Regions from separate parts of the Homo sapiens genome. Here regions 2 and 3 are each linked to region 1. Evidence: chromatin loops called from intact Hi-C (ENCODE). Cell type or tissue: CD4-positive, alpha-beta T cell. All regions are shown on one strand. Each heading gives the region's core, and the rest is flanking DNA. Links, peaks and the distances in the headings are about the cores only.

Region 1 (6,533 bases), core at 595-5,594:
CATCAACGTCCCACAGACCCCTGTGCCCTTTCCTCTCTTTCCAGTATCCTGGACTTTCTGTGTATCACTCTTGGTTTTCTTCATAGTATTACCACTTAGATTATGTACCTTAATATTTTATTTTGCCTAGTTTTTGAATTGTATCTAAATGGAATGATACTGAATGTGTTCTCCTAGGGTTTGACTGTTTCACTCAACAGTGGTTTGGAGATTCATCCATGTTGATTCTTTTTTTTTCTTTTCTTTTGTATATCTTGATAGATGTTGATTCTTGTAGCTGTAGTTCAATCACTTTGACTGCTGGAAATATACCTCAATTTATTAATCTGTTCTATTGTTGATGGACATTTGGACTGTTTCCAGTTGACTTTGCTCTTTTTTTAAATTAATCCAGACTGCTCATCTGGCCTCTTATAAGGAATATGCCTCCTGGTGCACATGTACAAGTAGAATAACATATTTAACTTTGTAAGTTAAGACAAATTGTTGCCCAGAGCAGATGAATATGTTGCTCCTTCTAGCAGTGAGTTTCATTTCCTCCACATACTGGTCAGCAATTGATAATGCTAGCTTCTAAAAGTGGGCCACTTCTGAGGGTGTGAAATGTACTCTGTTGTTTTATTTTGCATTTCTTTGATTATTAATAAGGATAAGCATCATTTCATTTTTACACTGGCTGATTGCTCTTTATGTAATATAAAAGTATCCAGTAACCTCAAATTTCCATTTGACAGGAAGAGGTTTTCCTATTGTAAATGCTAATTTACATAAATCTTAACATACTGTGCGAATTCAAAGAAAAGTTGCAAAAATGAGAAACTTTTAAAGAACATTTCTGGGCCCCATACCCCTAGGATCCCGAGAAACCCCAGTGCCCCGGCAGCGATGAGCACAGCCCACGCGTGTGCTGATGGACAGGGACCGCGTGCTGGCAGCTTCCAGACGGCCTCCTGCGGGGCTTCAGCCGCCCCTTCTCAGGGAGCTGCATGTGACACTGCAGCAGCACCGCAGCTTCCTGGTCTGGAAGCAGTACCTCACCCTGCTGCCGGACCTGGTGGATAAAGTGGCCCACGGGTGTGAAGCCCAGGCTTTTCCCTAGTCTTGAAGCCCAACCCCGGAGGACCTTGCAAGAGATGAAGCACATGCAAAACACCGAGGTCTTCACACTGCACCAGCCCCTGCCAAAGTATGACCACTGTGTGGGTGAGAAGCACCGCTGGGTAGGGCAGCACCTGGAGCCCCAGCTTGTGGAGTGAATTATCCTGACAATGGACAAGACCGTGGTCTTTGGGGACTTGCTCACTGATGACAAAGATACCATTCGAGGCCAAGAGGAGAGGCCACAATAGTACCTGGTCCTGCCATGCATAGGGACGCGGCTGCTCTCCTGGAATGGTAACAGGGAGATCATAGCCAGCCAGCGGGGAGCTAGGCAGCAGGAACGAACAGGCCCTGCAGGGGGCAGCAGCTGCAGCTGGAGCAATGGTGGGCGGGCAGGCACCAAAACCTCTGCACTGTCACAGGCCCAGCCACCTGGCACCTCCTAGCTGCCATGGAAATACAGTGAGAAAACCAGTCGGAATTCTTATTTAAAAAAAAAAAAAAGTGGCTTCCTAGTCAATACATAAATAAGAACATTAAAAAATTGAAACTACCTGAATTTTTTTTTTTTTTTTTTAAGATAGAGTCACTCTTGTCCCCCAGGCTGGAGTGCAATGGCATGATCTCAGCTCACTGCAACCTCTGCCTCCCGGGTTCCAGCGATTCTCCTGCCTCAACCTCCTAAGTAGTTGGGACTACAGGCATGCACCACCACGCCTGGCTAATTTTTCTATTTTTAGTAGAGATGGGGTTTCACCATGTTGGCCAGGCTGGTCTCGAACTCCTGACCTCAGGTGATCCGCCGGCCTCGGCCTCCCAAAGCGCTAGGATTACAGGCGTTAGCCACCGCGCCCGGCCTGTTTTGTTTTTAATATAAGTGTCTTTTTCCTTTCCTTACAATGTCTTTTTTTTGAGACGGAGTCTCGCTCTGTCGCCCAGGCTGGAGTGCAGTGGCGCGATCTCAGCTCACTACAAACTCTGCCTCCCGGGTTCACACCATTCTCCTGCCTCAGCCTCCCGAGTAGCTGGGACTACAGGCGCCCGCTACTACGCCCAGCTACTGTTTTGTATTTTTAGTAGAGACGGGGTTTCACCGTGTTAGTCAGGATGGCCTCAATCTTTTGATCTCGTGATCTGCCCGCCGAGACTTCCCAAAGTGCTGGGATTACAAGCGTGAGCCACTGCGCCTGGCCCTTACAATGTCTTTTAACTGAGCACTAGGTTTGAGGGACCTCTCAGTTTTGGAGCGGCAGGGACACTTCCCCAATCAGCTTTCCATTCCATTCCTGTTTCTTTACACTAACCTCCGGAAGGTTGGAAGCTACATCCCTTCTTCGTGTGAAAAGGGCAGGGACGGAAAAAAAAAAAAAGTGTAACTCCCCTCAAAGTGCCGGGCGCGGTGGCTCACCCTGTAATCCCAGCTCTTAGGGAGGCAGAGGCGGGAAGATAGCTGGAGACCAGGAATTCGAAACCTGCCTGGGCAATATAGCCCGGGGGCGCGGCGGGGGGGCATACACATAAGCGAAAAGCGTGGGGCGGGGGAGACACACAAAGTGAAAGGCGAACGAACACGGAACAATTAGCGGAGGTGAGTCACCTGGCGGCAGGAAGAGCGTGCCTCGCACCCGGCCCACGCGCACCGGCTCGCGCCGCACCCCGGGCGGGAGGAAGTAGCGCTCGTGCCGCGTCTGGCACAGCAGCCGCCCGGGGTCGGGGTCGTGGCCATCCAGCACCTCCAGCTCCACGGCCAAGGGCGTTCGCACGTCGCGCTTCACCAGCCGCACCAAAGGTTTCTCGGGCTCCAAGGCCCAGAGCAGCCCCATGGGCTCAAGCCCCGCGAAGCTGCCGCCCAGCGCGGGCGCGCGCTCCAGGTCCAGCTCGCCAAGAGTGTCGGCGCGGTAGCGCGCGTGGGCCTGGAAAAGCGCGCCCTTCTCGTCGCGCAGGGACGCGCGCAGCGTGACCGGCTGCTCCGGGGCTAGGCCGCGCACGGCGATTCGCACCGGTTCGTCCCAGCAGCAGCGGCCCGCAGGCTCCAGGATCAGCGTCGCCGCCATCCGAGCAGGAACCCTAATGATCTGACCAACCTGCCTCAGCTGTGGAGACCCCAGGAACTGCGCCGAACTCTTCAGGCTCCATTGGTACAGCCGGGACGCTCGAAGGACAGCAGGAGATGAGGCCATTTTGAATTCAGACCTGAGAACAACTGAATGGGGGTGGGGAGAAAGAAGCTTGTTAGACATCCTCTCGGGCTGCCGTCGCAGGCTAAGCGCCCACTAGGGCAGAGCTGTCTGCTAACGTGAGCGGGGAAGGCCAGAGTCCAGCCGATCAGCCAGACCAAATATAGACACACTGGAACTTGCTTAAAGTCTCCTGTGTTGAAACCTCCACTTTATGTTGGAAAGCTACTTCCTAGGTTTGCTTTTCAGAAGCTTGCTGGCCTGCGGAATGGGCTGGACCAGGGCTGGTTCTTAAAGAACCAGGCAGCTAGCAGTCTCCAGGCTCCAAACTCCTGATGGCGAAGAGGAATGCAGAGCTGGAGTTAGTTTTGATCACTTTGTTGAATAATTCACACTCATTACTAATCTTAGGGCTTTTCTTTCAAAATCTGCACCATGGTGTTTTGCTTTTGTGTTCTCTGTATATGCCTATCCTCCACATCAATCCCACATCGAAGGGTGCTGGCTTCTTACTAGCTGTGTGACCTCTGAGCTTCATTCCTTACAAGTGTAAAAATAGCCAAATGGGGTAATAGGTAGTAATTTCTCAAACTCCTGACTTTGTAATCCGCCCGCCTCAGCCTCCCAAAATGCTAGGATTTACAGGCATGAGCCACCGCGCCCGGCTAATAGTTATTATTTTGTTTTACTGGTTTCTCAATTATTGTCCCAGTCAGGCAAGGGTTACTTTTTTTTTTTGAGAGACAGGGTCTCACTACATTGCCAGACTGGAGTACAGCGGCAGTTTACCATCACTGCACTTACAAACCTCCAACTCCTGGTGCTCAAGCCATCTTCCTGACTCAGCCTCTCAAATACCTCAAAGGACTACCGGAGCTCCCCATGCATCGCGCTTTTTTCTACTTTTTCGTAAGCTATTGGTTTCACCAGAGGTGTGGTGTTTTTTTTTTTCATCACTTAAGCTTTAGGCCCCTGCCAAGCCCTTGTACCTGATTTTATAATTTCCTACCTGTGTAATTAGAGAAAGCTATAAATGTGTAGGCTTCAAACCCACAAAACCTGTGTTTGCCTCTGCTCCTAATAAGGCTGTCCTCAAGGTAAGCCTTTTTATCTCGTTCCAAATCTCTCATGTCCCACGTCATTAATCATACAATTCCCTGTCAGTTCTAATTACCTTTGTATAACACCTCAAGTATGTTCTGTGCCTAGAACTCTCAGGAAGTAAGAAGGCAAATAATTCTGTGTCTGGAATTGGTTCCTTCTGGTGGATTCTTGGTCTCGCTGACATCAAGAATGAAGCCGCAGACCCTCGCAGTGACTGTTACAGTTCTTAATACAGTTCTGAAAAGTAGTGTGTCTGGAGTTTGTTTCCTCTGATGTTCAGATGCGTCCGGAATGTGTTCCTTCTGGTGGGTTCATGGTCTCGCTTCTCACCGACTTCAAGAGTAAAGCCACAGACCTTCAAGGTGAGTGTTACAGCTCATAAAGGCAGCAGGTCCAGAGTTGTTTTTCTTGTTCCTCTCAGTGGGTTCATGGTCTTGGCTTCAGGAGTGAAGCTGTATACCTTCACGGTGTTACAGCTCTGAAATGCAGTATGGACCCAAAGAAGGAGCAGTAGCAAGGTTTATTGTGAAGTACAAAAGAACAAAGCTTCCATCAGCCTGGAGCGGAACTCACGCAGGTTACCACTACTAGCTGGGGTGACCAGCTTTTATTCCCTTATTTGGCCCTGCTCATGTCCTGCTGATTGGTCCATTTTACAGAGCGCTGATTTTCCATTTTACAGAGTGCTGATTGGTTCGTTTTACAAAGTGCTGATTGGTTCGTTTTTACCCAGTGCTGATTGGTGCGTTTACAAACCTTTAGCTAGACACAGAGTGCTGATTGGTGCATTTACAATCCTTTAGCTAGACAAAAAAGTTCTCCAAGTCCCCACCCAACCCAGAAGCCCAGCGGTCTTCACCTCTCAATAGTAGCTAATGGTTAATACTTACAAGAACCCTATCAGTAAATTAAGGCCCAGAGAATTTAACTGATTTTCTGAAGATCACACAGCTAGAAAGTGGAAGTTGGGCAAGATGGCTCACGCCTGTAATCCCAGTTTACTTGGAGGCTGAGGTGGCAGGGTTGCTTAAGGCCAGGAGTTTCGCACCAACCTGGACAACATAGCAAGACCCTGTCTCTAAAAAGAAAAAGGGGATGGGCGCGGTGGCTCACACCTGTAATCCCAGAACTTTGGGAGGCTGAGGCGGGTGGATCATGAGGTCAGGAGATCGACACCATCCTGGCTAACACAGTGAAACCCCATCTCTACTAAAAAAAAATACAAGAAATTAACTGGGCATGGTGGCAGGCACCTGTAGTCCCAGCTGCTCCAGAGGCTGAGGCAGGAGAATGGCGTGAACCCCAGAGGTGGAGCTTGTGAGAGGTGACAGCGTGCTGGCAGCCCTCACAGCACTTCCTCTGCCTGGGCTCCCACTTTGGCGGCACTTGAGAAGCCCTTCAGCCCACCGCTGCACTGTGGGAGCCCCTTTCTGGGCTGGCCAAGGCCGGAGCCGTCTCCCTCAGCTTGCAGGGAGGTGTGGAGGGAGAGGCGCAAGTGGGAACTGAGGCTGCGTTCCGCACTTGCGGGCCAGCTGGAGTTCCAGGTGGGCATGGGCTTGGTGGGCCCCACACTCGGAGCCGCCAGCTGGCCCTGCCAGCCCCGGGCAATGAGGGGCTTAGCACCTGGGCCAGCGGCTGCGGAGGGTGTGCTGGGTCCCCCAGCAGTGCCGGCCCACTGGCGCTGTGCTCAATTTCTCGCTGGGCCTTAGCTGCCTTCCCACGGGAAAGGGCTTAGGACCTGCAGCCCTCCATGCCTGAGCCTCCCCCCGCCTCCGTGGGCTCCTGTGCAGCCTGAGCTTCCCTGACGAGCGCCGCCCCCTGCTCCACGGAGCCCAGTCCCATTGACCACCCAAGGGCTGAGGAGTGTGGGCTCACGGTGCGGGACTGGCAGGCAGCTCCACCTGCAGCCCCAGTGCACGATCCACTGGGTGAAGCCAGCTGGGCTCCTGAGTCTAGTGGGAACTTGGAGAACCTTTATGTCTAGCTAGGGGATTGTAAATACACCAATCGGCACTCTGTATCTAGCTCAAGGTTTGTAAACACACCAATCAGCACCCTGTGTCTAGCTCAGGGTTTGTGAATGCACCAATCAACACTCTGTATCTAGCTACTCTGGTGGGGACTTGGAGAACCTTTGTGTCAACACTCTGT
Region 2 (6,145 bases), core at 1-5,000, 61 kb after region 1:
GGGATAACAAACCTTTCCCCTTCCTACTTGAGAATTTGAACTTCAGTTAAATGCCCACCTGTTCCCCTAAACACCTGATAAGAACTATCTTTATAGGCAACATTGGTTATGATATAAATCCTGTTTGATAAATTACATTGGGACTGAGAAGAGCTATAAGTGAAATATAAATACTTGATAGGGACACCATAGTTTGGGCCTCCCTGGATACTGTAACTTATAACAGGCAGGCCCTTTGTGGACCCTAGAATTGTGTCTATGGAGTTTTTATAAGAGATATTAGTTCCTGTAAAGCATAAATTCACCCAGTGAATAAACAACATGCTCCTGTGCTGTCCCCAAGACTCTGTGGAATGCTCAAGACAGCCTCAAGAACTGCAGCCAAAGCCAGGTGTGGTGGCTCACACTTGTAATTCCAGCACTTTGGAAGGCCAAGGCAGGTGGATCACCTGAAGTCAAGGGTTCAAGACCAGCCTGGCCAACATGGTGAAACCTCATCTCTACCAAAAATACAAAAATTAGCCAGGCGTGGTGACAGGTGCCTGTAGTCCCAGATACTCGGAAGGCTGAGGCAGAAGAATCGCCTGAACCCAGGAAGCAGAAGTTGCAGTGAGCCAAGATTGTGCCATTGTACTCCAGCCTGGGCAACAGAGCAAAAACTCTATCTCAAAAAAAAAACAAAAACAAAAACAAAAAAACTCCAGCCAACAGGGATGCCTGATGCTGCTGCCCTGTTGACAAACTATGCTCCTGTCCCATATTCTTCTGGTGCCATGCATGGCCCATGACAGTCTTATGAACCTTACTGTTTAGTTGAACCAAAAAAGACTCCCTAGTGAGCTCTACAATGATACCTACCTTGCCTAATTCAACCAAGGTTGAAAGATAACAAGATAATGTAAAAACACTATATTATAAAGCACTACCTAAATATAATTGTTCTTACAAATATAAAGGCTCAGCTGGGGGCGGTGGCACACGTCTGTAATCCCAGCACTTTGGGAGGCTGAGGCAGGTGGATCACAAGGTCAGGAGATCGAGACCATCCTGGCTAACACGGTGAAATCCCATCTCTACTAAGAATACTAAAAATTAGCTGGGTGCCTGTAGTCCCAGCTACTCGGGAGGCTGAGGCAGGAGAATGGTGTGAACCCAGGAGGCGGAGCTTGCAGTGAGCTGAGATCACACCACTGCACTCCAGCCCAGGTGACAGAACAAGACTCCGTCTCAAAAAATATATAAAATAAATAAATATATATATATATATATATATATATATATATATATATATATATATATATATATATATGGGCTCATGGGGCAAATTGGTTGCTTTTAATCACTAAAACTAATGGTGTAGTTCACTGTAGCCTAGCTGGAAACATTCTTCTTCGGCTTAAATATAGCTGTTTAGAGGCCAGATGATAAAGGATTGGGAATTGGCATACCAGCACACAGGTGAGCTTTAACACCTTGAGCAGAAAATCCTGCCCATCTGAAGGGCTCAGCTAAACTGTAATTATATTACATAGCACTAAGCAACTGCAGCTGGGACTGAGGTTGGCCACCACATGGCTGTAGGAAGGAAGCTGTGTGTGAGAAAAGCAAAGGGGCTAGTACTCTCTTACCTGGCTCTTTTGATCACAGACAAGACCATCCAGGACTTGCCGGAGGTTCTACTGCCTGCCCTAGAGGCTGCTCTTTGTGACAAGAATGCCCATGTGCGGATGGCAGCAGCAATATGCCAATATGCCATACAGTCACATAATCCCCTTGCCCGGAACATCATGCAGACTGCCCTTCTGAAGGGTGAGTAACTCCCTGTTACTTCTGACCTGGAAATATGGGATAGACATCTCACTATCAGCTTTCCCAGTCCTTTCCTCTCCACTGTGATGCTCTGCAATGTCTGCTGTATTGGGTTTAGATTTATGTTAGACCATTTGAAAATTAGGACCAGACACTGTCGCTCACACCTGTAATCCCAGCACTTTGGGAGGCCAAGGCGACAGGATCACCTGAGCATAGGAGTTCTAAACCAGCCTGGGCAACATAACAAGACCCCATCTCTATAAAAAATTTTAAAATTAGCCAGGTGCGGTGGTGTGCTCCTGTAGACCCAGCTACCTAGGAGGCTGAGGCAGACCTATATATACATGCTTATCAGAGTCAGCTTGAGCCCAGGGGGTTGAAGCTGCAATAAGCCACAATGGTGCCACTGTACTCCAACCTGGGTGACAGAGCAAGACCCTGTCTCTAAAAAAAAGGAAAAAAAGAAAATTTGCTCTTTCTAGGTACTTTAACAAAACAGGTACACTGCCACCAAGTGGTAGCTGGACTAAATTTTTTTTTTTTTTTTTTTTTTTTTTGAGACAGAGTTTCACTCTCGTTGCCCAGGCTGGAGTGCAATGGTGGGATCTCAGCTCACACTGCAACCTCCGCCTCCTGGGTTCAAGCAATTCTCCTGCCTCGGCTTCCCAAGTAGCTGGGATTACAGGCGCATGCCACCACGCCTGGCTGATTTTTGTATTTTTAGTAGAGATGGGGTTTTACCATGTTGGCCAGGCTGGTCTTGAACTCCTGACCTTAGGTGATCCGCCCACCTTGGCCTCCCAAAATGTGAGGACTACAGGTGTTAGCCACCGTGCCCAGCCAATATGATTCTTCTCAATATGGTTTAAATAAGAAATTGTATTTCTAGACTGAGTGGGGCACAAGGAAGTGAGATATCAGGTGGGGTAGCAGCCTTGGGTATCAATCCAAAGGCTGTTCTCTAGGGGGAAAACACATCACCATTCTGAACTCTTTTTCACCCAACTGTGGCAGGTAACAGTGTGGATAGCTGGGCTGCAGCTCAGTGCTTGGCTCTGGAAGGTACTGCTACTTACCCTGTGATTAAGAGGATCCTCCACCAGCTGTTTACAAAGAAGAATGAGGACACTGAGGAACAGTCTTATATCCTCCTGAGCTATCTGAGTGAGAAGACAGTATGTGTCCATTACCGGGTCAGACACAGTTTTGGGGAGCAATTAGGTCTTTGAGGTCAGTGAATGTAAGCAATCTGAAATGCAGCTGGGGCCGGGGCAGTGGCTTATGCCTGTAATCCCAACACTTCGGGAGGCCGAGGCAGGTGGATCACTTGAGGTCAGGAGTTCGAGACCAGACTGGCCAACATGGGTGAAACCTCATCTCTACTAAAAATAAAAAAATTAGACAGGTGCAGTGGTACCACACTGAGTAGTCCCAGCTACTCGGGAGGCTGAGGCATGAAAATCACTTCAGCCTGGGAGGTGAAGGTTGCAGTGAGCTGAGATCACGCCACTACACTCCAGCCTAGGTGACAGAGCAAGACTCTGTCTCAAACAAATAAAATAAAATGCAGCTGGGCTGGGCATGGTCGCTCACGCCTGTAATCCCAGCACTTTGGGAGGCTGAGGTGGGAGTATCCCTTGAGTCCAGGATTTCAAGACCAGCCTGGGCAATATAGTGAGACCCTGTCTCTACAAAAAAAGAAATAAAATTAGTCAGGCATGGTGGTATGTGCCTGTAATCCTAGCTACTCAAGAGGCTGAGGTGGGAGGATCACTTGAGCCTGGCAGGTTGGGGCTGCAGCGAGCTGAGATCACACCACTGTACTCCAGCCTGAGCGACAGAGCAAGACCCTGCCTCAAAAAATTAATTACACAATTAATTAATTAGATAAAATGCAGCCGGTTGGGTTGACAATCTCAAGCATAAGTAAACGTAGAATAAGCATGAGTAAACCTGGGTGTAGAGGTGTATACAAAGGGAAGTCACAATAGTTAGCTGAGAGAAAAGTGAGAATTAGGTTGCAAATGGTCTCTATTTGCATATGCAAGAAGAGTTCTGACATGTAGAATTTGCTTCTGCTAGAAGTTTACCATTGAAAACTGCAGAGGCCTATATTTGTGTTTAGTTACTTTCAATAGAAATGTGAAAGTCATAAGCTTGAGGCATATAAAAATCATTTTAGGGGTAAAAACAGTTAAAGACAGAAGGCCGGGCACGGTGGCTCACGCCTGTAATCCCAGCACTTTGGGAGGCCGAGGCAGGCAGATCACCTGAGGTCAGGAATTCAAGACCAGCCTGGCACCAACATGGTAAAACCCCGCCTCTACTAAAAATACAAAAATTAACCGGGCGTGGTGGCAGGCGCCTGTAATCCCAGCTACTTGGGAGGCTGAGGCAACAGAATCACTTGAACCCGAGAGGCGGAGGTTGCAGTGAGCCGAGATTGTGCCACTGCACTCCAGCCTGGGGGACAACCTTCTCAGAAAAAAAAAAAAAAAAAAAAACAGTTAAAGTCAGGAAAGGAAGGTCCCAGTTTTCTGTTTAAGTTATTAAATTTGTATTTTGTTCCCCAATTTATGATCCCAGAGTCAGTTGGCTGTGATGGAAACATGCCCCATCTCTTGTAAGCCCACTGGTGACATTAATTATGCAGGATGCCATTTCAGAATGTAACTTCAAGGTTCTAGTATCTCTAAAAGTGATTGTGAATATCCATACAAGTCTTCCATTTCCTCAGACCCTGATACACACCATGCTTGCTGTGGAGCTGAACAGCTGTCAATGGAAGAACCGGATTGTGGCCTGCCAGGCTTTCTCCCGGATCAGTGGAAATGTCTGCTTGGTAAACCTCTTTCTTTGCCTCCAGGACAGAAAGCCTAAGAGAGGCTGAGCTACAGAGGCCTTCTACTTTTTGCTGCTATGTATTATTCCATTCTTACCAAACAGATCTCTGTTCCCACATCACTACTTCTTACTTCTAGCCCAGAATTATCTTCAAATGCTAATATGTCTGTCTGGAAGCCAATGCTTCTCAGTGCACTGGTGGTCCATAAACTGTTGGTAACTGATCCACAATGAAATAGCACAAAAACTGACAGGAGTTTAGAAACGTTTATAGTAGGCCGGGTGCGGTGGCTCACATCTGTAATCCCAGCACTTGGGGAGGCCAAGGCAGGCGGATCACGAGGTCAGGAGTTGGAGACCAGCCTGACCAACATGGTGAAACTCCATCTCTACTAAAAATACAAAAATTAGCAGAGTGTGGTGGCACGCGCCTATAATCCCTGCTACTTGGGAGGCTGAGGCAGGAGAATCGCTTGAACCCAGGAGGCAGAGGTTGCAGTGAACCAAGATCTCACCACTGCTCTCTAGCCTGGGTGACAGAGGGAGACTCCATCTCAAAAAAAAAAAAAAAAAAGAAACGTTTATAGTAATTTGATATTGCCTCAATATCAACAGACTTTATCAGTCAATGACATATTTCCCCCCCGCCAAAATTGGTTCTTCATCAAAGATCATTCGAGAAGCACTGACTTAGACTACCCAAAAACCCATCTAAATGAGTGTCTGTGCTGCTTCTCAGAGTGTTCGGCACACACATATAAAACATAGTCCCGGCCGGGCACGGTGGCTCACACCTGTAATGCCAGCACTTTGGGAGGCCAAGGCAGGTGGATCAGAGCTCAGGAGTTTCAGACCAGCCTGGCCAACATAGTGAAATCCTATCTGTACTAAAATACAAAAATTAGCCAGGTGTGGTGGCTGGCACCTGTAATCCTAGCTACTTGGAAGGCTGAGGCACAAGAATTGCTTGAACCTGGGAGGGAGAGGTTGCAGTGAGCCGAGATCGCACCACTGCACTCCAGCCTGGGCGACAGTGCGAGACTCTGTCTCAAAAAACAAAACAAAAAAAAACAAAACAAAAAAACCATTGTCCCAACTTTCACAAAATTAACACTATGGTAGGAACAATAAGACTAATATACACAAATGATTCAAGAACAAGCAATAAATATAAGGTACCCTTTTAAAACTTTTCAGAGAGAGAGAGATTAGTGTGGGTTAAATTTATTGGTTAAAGTTCTGTGAAGGGGTCCGGTACGGTGGCTCATGCCTGTAAGCCCAGCACCTTGGGAGGCTGAGGCGGGTGGATCACTTGAGACCAGGAGGTTGAAACCAGCCTGGTCATCATGGCAAAACCCCATCTCTAATTAGCTGGGCATGGTGGCACACACCTGTCATCCCAGCTACTTGGAGGCTGAGGCAGGAGAATCGCTTAAACCTGGGAGGCGGCGGTTTCAGTGAGCCAAGATCGTGCCACTGCACTCCAGCC
Region 3 (6,281 bases), core at 1,113-6,112, 55 kb after region 1:
CCTCCAGGGTAGCTGGAATCACAGGTGCATGCCTCCACACCTGGCTGACAGGGTTGCCTGGCCTGCTAGTTGTGCCTTTGCATCCACTTGGCAAGAAGTCCTTCCCTGGGCTCAGTCTATCCTTGGAGGCACAGGCACATTCTGTGCCTGCTGTGGAGGCACCCGCCAGACAGCTGTGGACAGCCACAGGATTTCCACACAACCTGGCTTTGTTTTTGAGATAAAGTCTCGCTCTGTCGCCCAGGCTGGAGTGCGGTGGCGTGATCTCGGCTCACTGCAACCTCCGCCTCCTGGGTTCAAGTGATTCTCCTGCCTCTGCCTCACGAGTAGCTGGGACTACAGGTGCGCGCCACCACACCCAGCTAATTTTTGTATTTTTAGTAGAGACGGGGTTCACCATGTTGGCCAGGATGGTCTTGATCTCTTGACCTCGTGATCTGTCCACCTCGGCCTCCCAAAGTGCTGGGATTACAGGCGTGAGCCACCGTGTCCAGCCTCTTTTTCTTTTCTCCTTCCTCCCTTCCTTTTTTTCCTTCCTTTCCTTCTCCCTTTCCTTCCTTCATGTCTCCCTTTCCTCTCTTCCCCCTTCCCCTCCCCTTCCCTCTCTCTCTTTTCTTCTTCTTTTTTTTTTTTTTTTGACAGGGTCTCACTCTGTTTCCCAGGCTGAGCACAGTGGTACAATCATGGCTCACTGCAGCCTTTACCTTCCTGAGCTCAAGCAATCCTTCCACCTCACTCTCCCGAGTAGCTGGAACTACAGGTGCACACCACTATACCCAGCTAATTTTTGTAAAGACAAGGTCTTGCTGTGTTGCCCAGGCTGGTCTCAAACTTCTGGGCTCAAGTGATGCACCCTCTTCAGACTCCCAAAGTGTTGGAACTACAGGCATGAGCCACTCTCCCAGCCAGAGGATTCTTTTTCAATAACAGCTTTATTGAGCTTGAATTTACATACTATAAAATTAATCCTGTTAAACCATACAATTTGATGAGGCAGGCAGATCGCTTGAGCCTAGCAGTTTCAGACTAGTCTAGGCAACAAGGTGAGACCCCGTCTCTACAAAAAAATACAAAACTTAGTTGGGCATGGTGGCACGCACCTGGAGTCCCAGCCACTCGCGAGGCTGATGCAGGAGGATCAGGGCCACAGGTGTGCACCCTACACTCAGCTAATTTTTAACTTTTTTAGAGATAGGGTCTCACTATGTTGCCCAGACTGGTCTCGAACTCCTGGCCACAAGGGGTCCTCCCACCTTAGCCTCCCAAACAAAGTGCTGGGATTATAGGCATGAGCCACTGTACCCTGCCAAGAGTCATTACTTTGTGTGCTCCCTTTAGATCGGCAGTCCTCAACCTTTTTGGCACCAGGGACCGGTTTCGTGGAAGATAATTTTTCCACAGACCAGCGGGGTGGGGATGGTTTGAGGATGAAATGGTTCCACCTCAGATCATCAGGCATTAGATTATCATAAAGGGTGCGCAGCCTAGACCCCTCACATGTGCAGTTCACAGTAAGGTTCATGCTACGTGACTCTAATGCCACTGCTGATCTGACAGGAGGCAGAGCTCACTGGTAATGCTTGCCCACCCACCACTCACATCCTGTTGTGGTGGCCCGGTTCCTAACAGGCCATGAACTGGTACAGGCCCATGGCCTGGGGGTTAGGGACCCCAGCTTTAGATGACTGTTGATGTGGAAGATGGCTAGTGGATGTGTTTCTATCCAGCTATAACCCAAAGGACTGGAACCAAAGTAAAAGTTGGCAGTTGTATTTTTTATTCCTATGAGGTTAAATATCAGAGATCTAAGACTTGCTCACCGCAAATCCATTTTAACTCCTTGAGCAGAGGGATATAGGAGAAATGGGGTTAATTCAGCTACTTCTCATCTCTTCAGGAGGGATTTCAAATCGCCTGAGAGAAGTCGGGGAGCGTCACATGGCAAAGTGTGAGCTGGCCTGTCAGAGGTGGTTCCACAGCTCCTAGTTGCACACACCCTACCCCAGAAAGGAGGGAGGCCTCAGCAGAGTGGCTGAGTCCCCCAGCACGTCCAAGCTGGTGGGGACCATTTGGAGGAGATGCATTGTATGGGCATCTTTGCTAAACTGCCCTGGAGTCTCACAGGACTCTTTTTTTTTTTTTTTTTTTTTTTTTTGATGACTGTTGATGTGGAAGATGGCTAGTGGATGTGTTTCTATCCAGCTATAACCCAAAGGACTGGAACCAAAGTAAAAGTTGGCAGTTGTATTTTTTATTCCTATGAGGTTAAATATCAGAGATCTAAGACTTGCTCACCGCAAATCCATTTTAACTCCTTGAGCAGAGGGATATAGGAGAAATGGGGTTAATTCAGCTACTTCTCATCTCTTCAGGAGGGATTTCAAATCGCCTGAGAGAAGTCGGGGAGCGTCACATGGCAAAGTGTGAGCTGGCCTGTCAGAGGTGGTTCCACAGCTCCTAGTTGCACACACCCTACCCCAGAAAGGAGGGAGGCCTCAGCAGAGTGGCTGAGTCCCCCAGCACGTCCAAGCTGGTGGGGACCATTTGGAGGAGATGCATTGTATGGGCATCTTTGCTAAACTGCCCTGGAGTCTCACAGGACTCTTTTTTTTTTTTTTTTTTTTTTTTTTTGAGATGGAGTCTCGCTTTGTCACCCAGGTTGGAGCGCGATCTCAGCTCACTACAACCTCCGCCTCCCCAGTTCAAGTGATTCTTCTGCTTCAGCATCCCGAGTAGCTGGGATTACAGGCGCCCACCACCACGCCTAGCAAATTTTTGTATTTTTAGTAGAGACAGGGTTTCACCATGTTGGTCAGGCTGGTCTCGAACTTGTGACCTCAAGTGATCCACCCGCTTTGGCCTCCCAAAGTGCTGGGATTACAGGCATGAGCCACTGCACCCCGCCTCACAGGACTCTTTTTACATTAGAAGAAAGAAATGTTATGTCTTCCTTGCTCAAAGGAAAGAATTGATTCAGAGCAAATCTAAAGGTGTTAAGAGTCAGAATGAAATCTTGGAAAAAAACAGAAATGGCTGATAGTGACTGATTAGAACATGAGACTAATAGGCAGTGTGAATAATGAATTTAGTACATCTGGAAATGTTTTTATCATTTTTCCCTTCCCCTTCTCCATAGAGCTTTTTTTCTGAGAAAGAGGCTTTCTAAATTTGACACCATGAAAAACATTAAGTTCAGAAAATATAACTATAGTTTTTTTTTTGTTTTTTTTTTTTGAGAACGGAGTCTCACTCTGTCGTCCAGGCTGGAATGCAGTGGTGCAATCTCAGCTCACTGCAACCTCCGCCTCTCAGGTTCAAGTGATTCTCCTGCCTCAGCCTCTCAAGTAGCTGAGACTACAAGCACATGCCACCATGCCCGGCCAATTTTTTGTATTTTAGTAGAGACGGGGTTTTCACCGTGTTAGCCAGGATGGTCTCGATCTCCTGACCTCGTGATCTGCTCGCCTCGGCCTCCCAAAGTACTGGGATTACAGGCAAAAGCCACCGTACCCGGCCAACTATAGCTTTTCTAACTATATCTAATATTTACGGCTTCTTCTGTTCTCAAATTTCTGTTGTCTTGAGGAAAAACTCAGAGATGTTAAAATCTTTAAAATTTCACAGCTTATAGCACTATTATTCTCCCCAAATTAAAAACATTAAAAGGAAAACTTAATACTTTAGAAATAATGGCCAATGACACTAAATTGCAACGTATCAAATATTATGAGCAAATCTCGTTACATATAAACATATTTATGTTCCTAAAGATTTAGGTTCCTAAAGATAACCTTTAAACTTATAGAAAGGTTTGTAGATATCTCAATTTCCCCCCACAAATCTCTCACCCCCATCATCATCATGGCTTACCATGTCTAGTCAGGACTTTCCATAATTCCCTGTGTACATGTACTCAGTTCCCCATATAATCATGGGGAAATTCACTCTTGAGGGTTTTGTTTTGCTTTGGTATTAGTCAGGAATAGGAATGGGATGCAAGCTGGGGCCACTGTGTGGCAGGGCCTAAGGCAGTGGGGTGAAAAGACCTCACACTGCCACGTTGCACAGCTTACAGACCTGTGCAAGGAGCCCTGCGCTGGACTGCTTTGCCCACCCCCGCCAAGGATATGCTGCTGCAGGTGGGTGAGAAGGATGTGCCTATTAAGACCAGGAGATTGAAGAAGCAGGCAAAATCACTGCAGGAGGATGTGACCTGGGAACTGGTGGTCCTGCGGAGGATGCTGAAGGAATGGAAGACTGCCTGGGCTCTGAGTGAGTGAAGGGAGGTCCTGTGATACTGTACGTTTGTGAGAAGTGGTTCTCATCTGGGACTAGGCTTTCTCAGTCTTTGAAAAATCCATCCCTCCTTTGTGAAATGTAAAAATCTGGTTGCCTCATTAAGGCTAGACAAGAGCCTTTCACACATTGGGTGTTAGATGAACTTCAGTTAACATATATCTGGGTGCTTTTTGCATGGATGGGTATTACTTCAGTAATTTGTGGAAACTCATTATTACACTGCAGACTCTTCAGAGGCAGAGACCATTTTTTTTTTTTTTTTTTTTTTTTTTTTTGGAGACGTAGTTTCGCTCTTGTTGCCTTGGCTGGAGTGCAACGGTGGGATCTCAGCTTACTGCAACCTCTGCTTCCTGGTTTCAAGTAATTCTCCTGCCTCAGCCTCCTGAGTAGCTAGGATTACAGGCACCCGCCACCACACTTGGTTAACTTTTTGTATCTTTGGTAGAGATGGGGTTTCACCATGTTGGCCAGAGTGGTCTCAAACTCCTGACCTCAGGTGATCTGCCCGCCTTGGCCACCGCGCCAGCCCTTTTTTCTTTTTCTGAGATGGAATTTCACTCTGTTGCCCAGGCCGGAGTGCCATGGCACTTGATTTGGGCTCACTGCAACCTCTACCTCCCAGGTTCAAGCGATTCTCCTGCCTCAGCCTCCCAAGTAGCTGGGACTATAGGCATGTGCCATGATGTCTGGCTAATTTTTGTGTTTTTAGTAGAGACACGGTTTCACCATGTTGGCCAGGCTGGTCTCGAACTCCTGACTTCAGGTGATCTCCCCGCCTTGGCCTCCCAAAGTGCTGGGATTACAAGCATAAGCCACTGCACCCAGGCGACCCTATCTTATTGTTTTCCAAACTTTATGCTCAGCAAATGATGTATGAAGGGAAGAACAAAATATGCTGTCCAACCATTGTCCATGTCATAGTTGACTATGGTATCAGCAACCCCTCTCCAAAATTCATTCGTAGAGTTGGGGCTATCCTATACCTACTTTGCCTTCAAAGATAGGAGAGTAGAAGTCTGAGTGCCTGGGACAAAGTAATGGCCTGGCAAGGACTGTTGAAAGCTATGGTATTTGAGAACTCAATAGCTGCTGGCTTTCAGAACATGATAGACAAGCTTAGTTAGTGCAGGAAAAAGAGAGGCAATCCATTAGGTAAACTGGATCAGATAAACAATAACAAAAAAGACTGAAGGAAACACCTACAGATAATAGGAGCTTTGAAATAAAAGTCTGATACCTGCCAAAAGAGTATTTAGCAACTAAAATGAGGAAGATGTTGAAAGCCAAATGGAAGTGCCCTCAAAGACAAAGAACCTAATGAAAACCACAATAGTTAACATTTATTGAACCTTCATTATCTTGCCAGGCATTTTGCTAAACACTTTGTCTAGTTAACTCATTTAACAGTAAGAATAACTCAATATGTGGGTTCTAGTATTATGCCTGTATTACAAATAAGAAATCTCAGGCTCAGGGTTAAGTAACTTATCCACAGTCACACAGCTAATAACTGTGATCCCAAACCAGGTATGTCTGAAAACAAAGTACTCTTAACTACTTTGTTTTATTGTCACTTTTATTTCCCAGATGGTTACAACGAAAAGTGATTTAAAGAAAGAGAGATAGATACGATGGGGTTGGGAGAAGTTTTGTCTGGGAACTTACTTGTGAGGGTACATGGATCATCAGAGAAATAACTCCCTAAAGACCCCATCTCTGGGCCCTTTATTCTTCTGAGCTAATGTTTTGCTTGAATTATTCTGGGTGAAGGGCAGACTTCTTGTCACCTGCCTGCAGCACAATATCTAACCCTAACCAGGTGGTTCTCTTTTCATTTCCCTCACTGCGGCTCAGTCATAGAGTGGCACCATGAGACAGTAGAGAACCTGCTTCAGAGCTTGGGAGACCTGCATGATGACGTTCGGATCAAAGCTATCACCACATGTGCCACAGCTGCTTTGGAACGGCCCCGGATTGCCACC

Evidence for each region. A loop is a pair of places that touch in the nucleus more often than their neighbours do. Peaks named below come from ENCODE experiments on the same cell type or tissue, not always from the same donor. Only the 100,000 strongest peaks of a DNase experiment are listed, where the experiment ranks them.
Region 2: a loop joins it to region 1, with 7 times the contacts of the local background. A loop is called at or near these places in 43 of 110 quality-filtered maps.
Region 3: a loop joins it to region 1, with 3 times the contacts of the local background. A loop is called at or near these places in 52 of 110 quality-filtered maps.

Annotation. Positions count from the first base shown.
Region 1 is chr14:73,566,049-73,572,581 of GRCh38, reverse strand. ACOT2 (acyl-CoA thioesterase 2) reads right to left here and starts at 3,369. Exons shown (of 3, transcript NM_006821.6): 1 at 2,699-3,369. The coding sequence starts at 3,341. It also overlaps a transcript of HEATR4 not described here and the pseudogene NT5CP1. RefSeq lists enhancers at 2,589-2,758, 3,953-5,152, 5,546-6,063. In CD4-positive, alpha-beta T cell, for the core only: a CTCF peak has its summit at 1,433 (motif pointing right); DNase peaks (open chromatin) are centred at 1,411, 2,241, 2,691, 3,311 and 1 weaker place; H3K4me3 peaks cover 2,975 bases; H3K27ac peaks cover 1,813 bases.
Region 2 is chr14:73,504,976-73,511,120 of GRCh38, reverse strand. It overlaps HEATR4 (HEAT repeat containing 4), which reads left to right. Exons shown (of 18, transcript NM_001220484.1): 8 at 1,648-1,809; 9 at 2,827-2,987; 10 at 4,550-4,654. It also overlaps a transcript of ACOT1 not described here. Among named protein-coding and RNA genes, the nearest start is that of RIOX1, 17 kb to the right of the region's middle. In CD4-positive, alpha-beta T cell, for the core only: a CTCF peak has its summit at 2,290 (motif pointing left); a DNase peak (open chromatin) is centred at 2,320.
Region 3 is chr14:73,512,022-73,518,302 of GRCh38, reverse strand. HEATR4 (HEAT repeat containing 4) reads left to right here. Exons shown (of 18, transcript NM_001220484.1): 6 at 4,069-4,272; 7 at 6,154-6,281. It also overlaps a transcript of ACOT1 not described here. Among named protein-coding and RNA genes, the nearest start is that of ACOT1, 22 kb to the left of the region's middle. In CD4-positive, alpha-beta T cell, for the core only: no CTCF peak of the experiment used is centred there; no DNase peak of the experiment used is centred there.